Regions from separate parts of the Homo sapiens genome. Here regions 2, 3 and 4 are each linked to region 1. Evidence: chromatin contacts called from ENCODE Hi-C or POLR2A ChIA-PET data. All regions are on one chromosome and are shown on one strand. Each heading gives the region's core, a stretch centred on a gene start or an enhancer-like site at or near the end of the contact. The rest is flanking DNA. Distances are from core to core; before and after follow the strand shown.

What was found. Hi-C counts contacts between places; a loop is a spot of excess contacts on that map. ChIA-PET counts read pairs that join two places held with the same protein, here RNA polymerase II (POLR2A). Pooled maps may share reads with other maps.
Region 2: a loop to region 1 is called in a map with no recorded cell type, with 4 times the contacts of the local background. The contact joins two enhancer-like sites. A Hi-C loop is called at or near these places in 1 of 37 single-sample maps with no recorded cell type and 5 of 50 pooled maps. POLR2A ChIA-PET finds 5 or more read pairs at or near these places in 1 of 52 experiments (activated CD4-positive, alpha-beta T cell).
Region 3: a loop to region 1 is called in a map with no recorded cell type, with 5 times the contacts of the local background. The contact joins two enhancer-like sites. A Hi-C loop is called at or near these places in 4 of 37 single-sample maps with no recorded cell type and 7 of 50 pooled maps. POLR2A ChIA-PET finds 5 or more read pairs at or near these places in 4 of 52 experiments (CD4-positive, alpha-beta T cell, H1, PC-9 and 1 more).
Region 4: a map with no recorded cell type shows a loop between it and region 1 (7-fold over the local background). The contact joins two enhancer-like sites. A Hi-C loop is called at or near these places in 11 of 37 single-sample maps with no recorded cell type and 11 of 50 pooled maps. POLR2A ChIA-PET finds 5 or more read pairs at or near these places in 2 of 52 experiments (OCI-LY7 and activated CD4-positive, alpha-beta T cell).

What each region holds. Positions count from the first base shown.
Region 1 is chr14:65,460,564-65,463,263 of GRCh38, reverse strand. The region is part of intron 2 of FUT8 (fucosyltransferase 8); the gene reads right to left. Among named protein-coding and RNA genes, the nearest start is that of MIR625, 9.2 kb to the left of the region's middle. RefSeq lists an enhancer at 1,210-1,259. Within about 2 kb of position 1,388, at least 4 of the 41 ENCODE cell types and tissues checked have a DNase peak (open chromatin) inside an H3K27ac peak, as active enhancers do; they include OCI-LY7, where a contact is called at or near this core.
Region 2 is chr14:65,722,198-65,724,897 of GRCh38, reverse strand. It overlaps FUT8 (fucosyltransferase 8), which reads right to left. Exons shown (of 11, transcript NM_001371533.1): 9 at 575-751. Among named protein-coding and RNA genes, the nearest start is that of MIR625, 250 kb to the right of the region's middle. Within about 2 kb of position 1,378, at least 2 of the 41 ENCODE cell types and tissues checked have a DNase peak (open chromatin) inside an H3K27ac peak, as active enhancers do.
Region 3 is chr14:65,168,353-65,171,052 of GRCh38, reverse strand. No RefSeq gene overlaps it. Among named protein-coding and RNA genes, the nearest start is that of LINC02324, 53 kb to the left of the region's middle. RefSeq lists enhancers at 1-63, 84-143, 1,707-1,806. Within about 2 kb of position 1,379, at least 4 of the 41 ENCODE cell types and tissues checked have a DNase peak (open chromatin) inside an H3K27ac peak, as active enhancers do.
Region 4 is chr14:65,204,213-65,206,912 of GRCh38, reverse strand. No RefSeq gene overlaps it. Among named protein-coding and RNA genes, the nearest start is that of LINC02324, 17 kb to the left of the region's middle. RefSeq lists an enhancer at 1,772-1,881. Within about 2 kb of position 1,317, at least 7 of the 41 ENCODE cell types and tissues checked have a DNase peak (open chromatin) inside an H3K27ac peak, as active enhancers do; they include OCI-LY7, where a contact is called at or near this core.

The DNA.
Region 1 (2,700 bases), core at 139-2,638:
TAAAAAATTCTCCTACTCTTTTAATTGACTAGAATAGAAATGTGAATAGAAATATGATAGAGGTATATCTTTTTATTATTGTAATTATGTCTATTTAATTTCTATATTCTGTCTGTTTTAACACATTTTATTTCAGGTATTGCTGGAGTGTTACTGCTAATTCTATATTCTAATGTATCTTCTAAAATTAATTAAATACATTACCATTGTTACAACATGTAGTGAGAGTCTCTGAATTGCCCAAATATCCACTATGAAAACACTTAGTACAATTTGTGTGTGATGGAAGGGCTACATACAGGAAGATCCTTAAGTTAAGTGGTGAGACAATCCTATCTCCCCCTGGTATATGGTTTTGAATTTCTTCCATATGGAATTAATAAAAATCCGTCCTTTCTCCTACTTCAGTAACTTTTGTCCAGATCTAAAAACATTGGTTCAACCTGTATTTATACTTATCATCAATATGTAGTCATTGTTCATTTGTAACTTCAAAGAACAAGCACATACATGACCACAGGGGGTTTTGGTAGTACCAAAGAATTTTTCAGTGCCCACAATATCTCTGTGCAGTAATTATTACATACTTTCAACATGATTCAAACAAAGAATTCAAATACGATACTACAGTGACCTATTTAAAACGCAAAGAAAATTCAATAGCACATGATTCACTTACACCTAGAATTCTAACACCATGCTCCACCTCACAGTACTATTACCATTCTCTAGTAAGAATTTTTCTAAAATCTCTTGACCACAAGAATGACATGACAGACAAACGTGGGCAATGAAGGGGGAAGGGGAACCACATTCTCATATTCACTTCAGGAAAGGTTATTTCATTTTATGAACTCAGCCTGAGAGTGCAGCATTTTTCTAACTTTAAGTGACCTGAAGAATGCTCTTCTTCCAAATACACTATTCAAGTTGAAAAACAAAATGGTAAGTCAGAGAGATCAGGGCAAACATCATGTTTACCTAATGTCTTCATTAATTAGCTTCACCCAAATAAACAAATTAATTTACGCAAGCTACATTCACAAGTTAGAGCCTATCTGATTAGCACTTAAAGCATTTTCTATTCCCTTTTTGTGACTCCAACAAGACTAATATTAATACAGTATGTAGCAGCCACTCAACATTATAAAACTTCAGAATGTGAGAACTAGAAATGTCTTAAAGATCATTTGGTTTACTCTTCTCTTCCTCAGGCCTCAAATTTTATCTATGAGGAAATTGAAACAAACCCAATAGTCCCACAGACTGTTCTTTTGGCACAAAAAGTATCAAAGAACTGAAACCAGATCACCCTACCAGATGCCAGACCCCTCATTCACCATTATTGCTTCCTCGCCCCTCCTCCCAAGTTCCTGTTTTCTTACACATTGTTAAAATCTATGTCTTCCCTGCTATATAAACCCTGGTTTTAGTCAGTCAGGGAGATGGAATTGAGACCAAGCTCCCATCTTCTCAGCTGCCGCCCCTGATTAAAGCCTTCTTCCTTGGCAATACTCATTGTCTCAGTGATTGGCTTTCTATGCAGCAAGCAGCAGGACCTAGACTGAACTCCTGGTGTATCAGTAACAAACTAATAGCTAAAGAAGACAGTAACTTTCTTAAGCTAGTTATTAACAGAGCAGAACTAAGGTACTCTGACTTCCAGACTGGTTTTCTTTCTACTATACCATGCTGTTGTCAAGAACTCTGAAGAACCTAAGATTTTACCCTACATGCAAGCTAACATCAGTCTGCCATAGTTTCATGGACACTGAGAGCAAACACTGTACCTACATACAGTTTGGGCACTGAAGACTGAAACTACATGTCCCCTATACTGAGTTAAATAAGTGTCCTCCCAAAATGTGTAACGGCTAGAAATAGGGTCTATGCAGATATAATCAAGTTGATATAATGTCATTCTGGATTAGGATGGACCCTAATACATGACTGGAATCCTTATAAGAAGGACATTTGAACACAAACACACACAGAGGGAAGATGTCATGTGAATACTGAGGTAGAGATTGGAGTTATGCTACCAAAAGTCAAGAAATACCAAGGATTTCTGGCATCCACCATAAGCTAAAAGAAGAAGGAAAGGATTCTTACCTAGAGCCTTCGGAGAGAGTGTGGCCCTGCCAACACCTTGATTTCAGACTGCTAACCTCCAAAACTGAAAGAATAAATTTCTGCTATATTAAGCCACCCAGTTTACAGTGCTTTGTTATAGCAGCCCTAGAAAACTAATACACACACACACAGCTTTCTAGGTACATTAACATGACTTTACCAGTCCACTGTCTTAATTAGCATAACTGCTATTCTAGGAGACAGCAGAAATATAATGTGATTGTTCATTACAGACCTTCTGGAAAGACCCATCAACTCTTCGGCAGTTTTCAAAATCTTACTGTTTCCACCAAACCTAAACTGTTTTATCATGATACCTACCCAATCCTAATCAAGCCTCATCGCCACCACTGAAAGATCCAACTTAAAACAAACTTCAAATTCTCAAATTTTGACCTCTCTAAGACCCTACCAAAGATTTTTTTAGGTGTTCTCCCTTACCACAATAAGCAATGAACTCAGCTTTGTTTTATCAATAGGATGTGTTAGTAGTGTAGCTGGTAAGCTAGCATCAGATAATCCTGGCAGAAGTTATGACACTCCTAGATCAGAAACAAAGAACAGTTT
Region 2 (2,700 bases), core at 129-2,628, 260 kb before region 1:
TGAGGTCATGAGAATGGGGCCCTCATGATGAGATTAGTGTCCTTATATGTGGAGACATCAGAACACTTCCTCTCCTGTTCCCTGCACACACAAAGAAGAGGTCACAAGAGCACAGAGTGAAATAGTGGCTGCTTACAAGCCAAGAGAAAATGAAATCTACCTTGCTAGCATCTTGATCTTGAATTTCCCAGCCTCAGACCTGGGAGAAACAAATTTCTGTAATTTAAACCACTCAGTCTATGTTATTTTGTTATGGCAGCTCCAACAGACTAGTGAAGATTTTAGTACCAAGAAGTAGGGTGATACTTTTAATGATAATAATGATTATTGCTGGTGACAATGCGTAAGTCAGTGGTCCAGTTCATTTTAGACTTCTTATAAGGCATTATTGGATATGGCTAATAAAAACACTTTGATTAGACTGACAGTTACACAAGTACATAGTCCATTGAATTTTTAAAACCCTAATAATTAGCAATAATAATATACAAAAATCACAAGTCATGGGAAGTAAGAATTCTTTTAAACTGAAAGAGACAACCCCACTCTAGAATCACTAGTTGGTCTAACTTACTTTGTTTTTGCCTCCTTTAATAAAGAAGGGTCATCTGTGGCCAAATACACTCTTTTTTTGTCCACTTGCATTCTGCGTGCAAGAAGCTGAAAATGTTCTTCAACATGCACCATGTACTCTTCAATGGGATGGAAGGCAGCTTCTGTTCCCACTTTGTCTGTGCGTCTGACATGGACTCTGGGGGAGAAATTCAGATTCTACTGGTAATGTACTGACACTGGGTGCTTTGAGGGTACTCAATTTATACCCCTACTTATGGTGGCATTATAGGCATTTTTAACTGATTTTTCTTTCATTTTCACTATTAGAAAAAGTAAAACACATAGTATTTTAAAAACTCAAAAATACATATTCTAAATATATTTGCAGGCTAAACAATACAAGGGGAATTAGAAAGTAAGTAAAGCCTTTGAAGAATGATTTCTTATAGAGAAAATAATTCACATCTTAGGAATAAATGGGAAATTTCAGAGCTGCATTTCATACTAGGCAGCAACCAGCTGTCTGGAAAAAAACTGAATACAACTTAAGATTTTTGTTACCAGGATGATACCAGGATTCACAGTTGTTACTAAAGAACATTAGAGATATTATTTGTAAAGTTCTGATACCAAGGGTTTTCCTCTTTATTTTACCCTGGAGAGTCACCATAACTGCCAGCTTGTAGAACTTAAAAGTTGTCCCAGGAAAACATAGACCTGGATAAACTTTTACAGCACCGTTAAGACCAGCAAACCTTTTAACGGTTTTTACTATTTTAGGTAAATGAAACCGATTCCAGCCCTTCTGTTGTGGGCATAATGCATTTCCTTTCTCTGTTTTTCACCATATCAAATGACAGCAGATATTAATTTCACCTGTCATATTTAAGAAAAGCCCCAAAATTGTAAAATTGGGGACACAGATTCACACTTCCCTGTACTGAATAAGGCACTGACTTCCACAGTTTTCTCCTCTCTCCTCCCATCTTAGTGTTTCCAAAGTAATTTTTTTTTTTTTAAGACAAGGTCTTGCTCTGTTGCACACATTGGAGTGCAGTGGCGTGATTATGGTTCACTCCAATCTCTGCCTCCCAGGCTCAAGTGATCCTCTCACCTCAGCCTCCCGAACAGCTGGTACTACAGGCATGTGTCACCAAGCCTGGCTAATTTTTGCTTTTTTTTTTTTTTTTAATTGATGGGGTTTCAACCATGTTGCCTATGTTGAGTTTTCTCAAACTTCTGGGCTCAAGTGATCCACTTGCCTCAGCCTCCCAGTGTTGTGATTACAGGCATGAGCCACTATGCCTGGCCCCAAAGCAATATTAATGGAAATAAAAATAACAGTTTATTTTCATAAATTAAAACACCCTCCTTAAATCTTGCCTTCCCCTCCCCCCAAATTACTAAATCACTATTTATATGTAGAAAAAGGTAGACTTATACGCCTTTAGGTCACAGTATATGGGCCAAACTTAAGGCCAGTTTTTTATTATGAATCTGGAGTGAAGGTTTGATTTCACCAGAGTTACTCTGCCATCTTCACGGCTATTCTTTGCTTTGCATTCCAGACTATAACCCAGATGTGGATACAATCATATGAACATCTATTCTATCATCTTTCCTTCCCACATCCTTCATAATCACTCTTTTTCTGGGGAAATTGGAATTGTTCAGTGGGCTCTATAGAGATGAAGTGGGCAGAACGAATGATTCCATTGAATTTCAATCAAAAGTTACATGAGAAGAAATACGATTTGATATTCTGACTTCACATGTACCTTCTTTACGTCTAACACTTAGAATGGGGTCAATAACTCCTCTACATATGAAGACTAAGACACAAGGAAAGATGTGGGGTGGGAAATATGAAAATAAAAATAAAAAGAAGCTGGACATGGTGATACATGCCTTTAGACCCAGCTATTATACTTGGGAGGCTGAGGTAGGAGGATCACTTGAGCCCAGGGTGGTTGAGGCTGCAGTGAGCCACTACACTTCAGCCTGGGTGACAGAGTGAGACCCTATCTCAAAAATAACAACAACAAAAGCCAAAAGAGAGCTGTGATAAGAGGAGAAAGAAGCAAAGGAAGAGGAGAACTGGAGACAGTAATAGAGCACTACTAAGCAACTTTCTTAGCTGTTCTA
Region 3 (2,700 bases), core at 130-2,629, 290 kb after region 1:
GAAAAGGGGCCGGGAGATGACCTGGGTTATATAGAAGGAACTCAAGTCTTCTTGCCGCAGAAATGCCACTGGAAGGGATGGAGGAGAGAAAACCCGGTTGTATGATGTCTGCATTGCCCTCCTCGCTGGAACTCACCACAGGCTGGAGGTGCTTCCGGCAGAACCGAGCTCCGGGGAAAGCCTGTGATAAATCATCTCTGTCTTTACTAGCCAAGGGTTGCTATGGCAATAGGAATACACTGTAGGTTTTAAGAGATGTAATTTTCTGTGATTCACTGTATATTTTTAGCCATTTTTCCCTCTGTATTATCTCCCTGTGGTAATTGCCTATTAATGCTGGTCTGTACTAAGATTGGACTAAACGGTCGATTCTCAGAAGAGATGAAAACCCTGGAGCTCAGTAAGTACAAGGGGGTGATGGCCCATGAACTTAAGAGTAACCTGGTAGAACAACCAGATTAGTTCAGGACATGGATGAATTCACGTGGCCCATGCTACGTCTGTCTTGGGAGGAGAGTAAAGCAGAGTGAAGGGACCCAGCAATGTGGCTCTGGAGTTTTGGGAATGGGAAGCTGAGTCACACTACCCACTGAAATCCATATGCTCGAATGGTGTCAAGGGCAGGCCACAAAAGTCAGAAACGAGCATCCTGCGCAAGGGACACTAGGACCCAGGTTTCCAAACAAAGGAACTGTAAAAGCTTCTAACCTTTTGTTTTTTTTTTTGTTGTTGTTGTTGTTGTTTTTTTTTTGAGACAGAGTCTCGCTCTGTTGCCCAGGCTGGAGTGCAGTGGTGTGATCTCGGCCCATTGCAAGCTCCACCTCCCAGGTTCATGCCATTCTCCTGCCTCAGCCTCCCGAGCAGCTGGGACTACAGGCGCCCACCACCATGCCCGGCTAATTTCTTTGTGTGTTGTTTTTTTTTTTTTAGTAGAGACGGGGTTTCACCGTGTTAGCCAGGATGGTCTCGATCTCCCGACCTCGTGATTCACCTGCCTCGACCTCCCAAAGTGCTGGGATTACAGACATGAGCCACCGTGCCTGGCCTCTAACCTCTTTTAATTTAGTTCAAGTCTTCTATTGTTTCTTATCTTATCCTTCCTTCTTTATTCCTTTCTTCTTTCTTTCCTTGCTCTAATTTTACTTTTTTTTTTTTTTTTTTTAACCGTAAAATCAGGGGAGAGACTAAGAGGAGGTGAAAACAGAATGTATCTAGTTGCTATTGGTTCATAGTTGTATCAGGGGTCTTTCCATCCAGGCCACAGAAAATCCAGCCTAAACTGCTTAAGCAGAAAGAGAACTTACTCTTTCTCTAATAGCTGAAAAGTCCAGGGGCTTGGGTTTAGTCTCAGGCACAGTTGTATTCAGAAGGCCAGATGACATCATCAACATCTGGGCTGTCTGACACACCACTAAGTTTCACTGATATTTGGGCATTTGGGCTGCAATAACATGAAACTCAGCTAACAGAGGCTTCAACAAAGTGTGGTTTGTTTTTCTCACATAAGAAGTCCAGAGAGAGGTTTATTTTTCTCATTCAACAAGCAGCCCAGAATAGGCATAGATGACGTTACTATGCAGCAGCTCAGTAATGTCATCAAGAACCCAGCCTCCTTCTTCATTTCAGCTCTACTGTCTTCAGGGTCACAGGAGGACAGGTCCAGCTCTAGACATTCAAGGCAGAAAGAAGAGGCTAGCTAACTTCCGATTTTTTTTTTTTTTATCCAGAAAAGTAAATCAATCCCCAAAGTTCCCAGCTGACCTCTGCTTCCAGTTGATTGAATACATCAGTGCCATGAGGCCACTTTAGCCACAGAGGAGGCTGGGAAAGTACGTTTTTAAGCTTTTTTGGTCCCTGCAGTAGAAGCAGTGTTTTTTGTTTGGTTTGGTTTTGCCTCATATAACAGTCAAAGAACAAACCGTACCCAAGATTGTGAAAGGGTTCTGCCTCTTCCTTGCAGTCTGACCAGTCACTCCGTTGTCATATCCTAGCCAAGAAGGGAGAAGGTATAAGAGAAGGGCAAGAAGCTTTCTTTTAAGGATGCAATGCATAAGTTGCATTCATCACTTCTCTTCTGCCCATATGCTATTGGTCAGAACATAACCACATGATCACAACCAGCTGTAAGGGTGGCTGGGAAATGTAGTACTTGGGTAGCCATGTGCCCAGCTAAAACTTGAGGAGTTCTGTTAGTCACATGATGAAGAAGAGGGGTATTTTGAAACAACTAGCAATCTCCTCAGGTGTAGTTAGAGCTCCATGATGTGCTCACTTCACATTGCATGCCTGTATCAAAACATCTTATCTACCCCATAAATATATACACCTACTATATACCCACAAACATTTTTTAAAAATAAAATAAAACAAAAATAAATTAAAAAATAAAAAAGAGCAGTTATAGGAGAAAGGGTTTGGATGGCTATTAGATTCACTCATTCAAGGCCAAATATTTCTGCCTCTGCCACATTCTCAGAGAGGCTTACCTTTGTGCAGGTAAGACAGCTTCAGCATCACCAGCCTCACATTCTCCCTGGTCCAAGACCATTAGTAAAAGAGCTCAACATCTTCGCAGCTACCCTGGGCAGTCTCACCACATCTCCTTGGTTCTTACTGGGTCACCTGCCCATCATTAACTAAGGGGATGCAATGCAATACTCTGGTCATTCCTGAATGACTTGCTCCACAAAATCACCAAGA
Region 4 (2,700 bases), core at 68-2,567, 260 kb after region 1:
AGGAGGGGCTATAGGGCCATACTATCCTTGTGCAAGTCTATACACTAGCAATGGGACCCTGAGCACACTGCTTAATATCTCTATGATTCCTTGTTCCCATCCCTATGACTAGAGCTGTTCATTGCACCTTCTCATAGGATTTTCATGGGGTTAAATGAGTTAATACATTCAAAGGACCTAGAGCAGTGCCTGGAGAAAAAGGAGCTCCACAAGTATTAGCTATCATCATTCTAAAACTGAAATTTCAGTTAGTTCTCTTATTTTACTTTTGTGGTTAGAAGATGCAAATATCTACTCACCAGTTTAAACCCTGCACTGCTTGCTGAATATAAATATCCCCAATGCCTCACTTTTGGGTGAGTAATACCAGGTCAACTCACGCCTTCTTCCTCTCAAAAAAAAAAAAAAAGGAATAGCAGTGATACATGGTAAAAAGCCTACTCATACTATGATTCCAAAATGTGGGTATTGGTTTTGCATCTCATTTCCAGAATTAGAAAAAGTCTCCTCTGTATTTAGTTTTTATAAGTTCTCCTTTTTTTTTTTCCCATTTCAGTTTTAAGATGCGCTGTATTTTTCTTATTTTCAGGGTCCCGAAATCAGGATGGGTGTTTCAGTTGATGCATGCGTTTGATGTGGTTGTGTTTCTTTTCCTCCGCCTAAAAGCAGTTATTAAAATGATGGCGTTTGCAGATCTAGATTTGAAAGAAAAGAATAATGGTGCATCTTGCAATCAATAGTGTTTTAGAATCCAGGAAACACAGTAATAATACTCAACGAAAAAGTCAGTTCTAGGATGCCAGCTTCCGCATCCAGTGTCTTGTCCCCAGGAGCACGATGTTCCAAGGGTGGGGCTGTGTCCTGTTGTGCCTGCTGCAGCCATGCTTTCTTTCCTTTAGGATCAGTGTTGGTGGGGGCTTGGCCCAGGATTGGATGGTATCTTGTTTTGTTTTTTTGAGATAGAGTTTCACTCTCTCGCCCGGGCTGGAGTGCAGTGATCGCAGCCCACTACAGCCTCGAATTCCTGGGCTCAAGTGCCCTCCTGCCATGGCCTCCCAGTTCTGGGACTACAGGCATTAGCCCCTGTACCCAGCCATGGATGTTTTTTAAGTGTGCAAAGATTCCTCCTCATTCTTCAATTAAAAGCATAGTGAACCATCTGCTGGGCTGGGATTGGACTATGAGAGAGAAAAGCACTAAGACAAGCTGAAAACACAGGTGAAAGTAGCAAGCAGGCTCCCAAATAAAGAGCAGGCCCAGCTCTGCCAGTCAGCACGCGCACACACACACACACACACACACACACACACACACACGTTATGTTTTTGAGTCACGCCCCTTCCTTGTTCCACATGATTGGTCTACACTTCACACTTCCCCTATAATCTCAGTTTCTTTCACCTGGTTTCTTGCCCAAACAGCTTGTTGGGTTTAAGAAGGAGAAATCTATAAAAGAATTGAAGTCTCTTCAGGGAAGGGCCTAGCAGAGCAATTCTGGCTGTGGCAACTCCCCTGGGGTGGCTCCTCCCTAGCCATCTCCTGAGCACACAAGCAAGGACCCTTTCCTCTCAGCTGTCACTCTGGACATGTGTAATGATCCCAATACAGGAGACTCTGAGCCGCAGCCCCTAGGCCCACCTTACGTGTGAGAACTCTCCTGTGTGAGGCCGAGGCAAAGCTGCACGGGATCCTGAGAGAGCAGCAGCCAGAGCAGAAGCTGCAGGAGAGACTGGCACATGGAAGCCAGCCTGTCTCCACAGCCCATGTTCTTGTTTTGTTCTAACTCTACGTGCTTTGGTCGGTTTCCCCTACAACACAGCAGCAGCAGGTGGGCGCACAATGCAGGGACCGGCCCACCCTGACATGGCTGTGTTTGGCAGCCCTGCACACCCCCTTTTCTTTTTTTGCAGGAGTCAGGAGACTGGGGTGGAAGAGGTGGAGACCCAGTCATATCAGGCAAGGGAGGTCTGCACTGCGCTGCAGCCAGAAGGCTAACAGATCACATCCCCACTGTCCCTTCCCAGCTCTGCTCTCCTGCTCTGTGGAGCAGGCCTGGCTGGATACCCCACATGCTACTGCTCTGCATCCACCCCACCCCCACATTCACACTGAAGCCACAGTCCCCAGGCTTACTCCCAGCCAGTGCTGAGCAGGGGTGCAGGGGGTGGGCACTAAGCAGGCCATTTCTGCAAGATCCAGGACTCCTCCAAAGGGCAGCTTTGGCCCAGAGACTCCTCCTCCACCCAGCTGAACCTTTCTCAGAGCCGGGCTGCAGCCTAAGTCTCCCTACCTGTGCAGTAAAGAATTGAACCTTGCCCCTCAAAGAGGTCTAGTCTTTACCCTTGGCCCCCGGGAGGTCATCTTTGTTTGCCTGGGGGTCTTAGGCTGGCCAGATAGTAACAGTGTGACTTAGGGTGGGGAGTAGCCACACCAGAAAAGCCAACATTATGATTTGCATGGGGCTTGGGGTCACCAAGGTACCAACCAGGGCTCGAGTAAGCTTCCCTGCAGGGCACCCTTCAGATCCCCATCTCCTCACAGATACCTTGTTTATAAACCTCCACTAGCAGGATTCTGGAATTAAACACAGTAGCAGTTGATTGGCCCTTTGCAAATGAATTGAAATGGACCAATAAAAATGGAGAAATACACATACTCAGCAAATTATAGTAACATAGGCTTCATCCATCTACAAGTAAG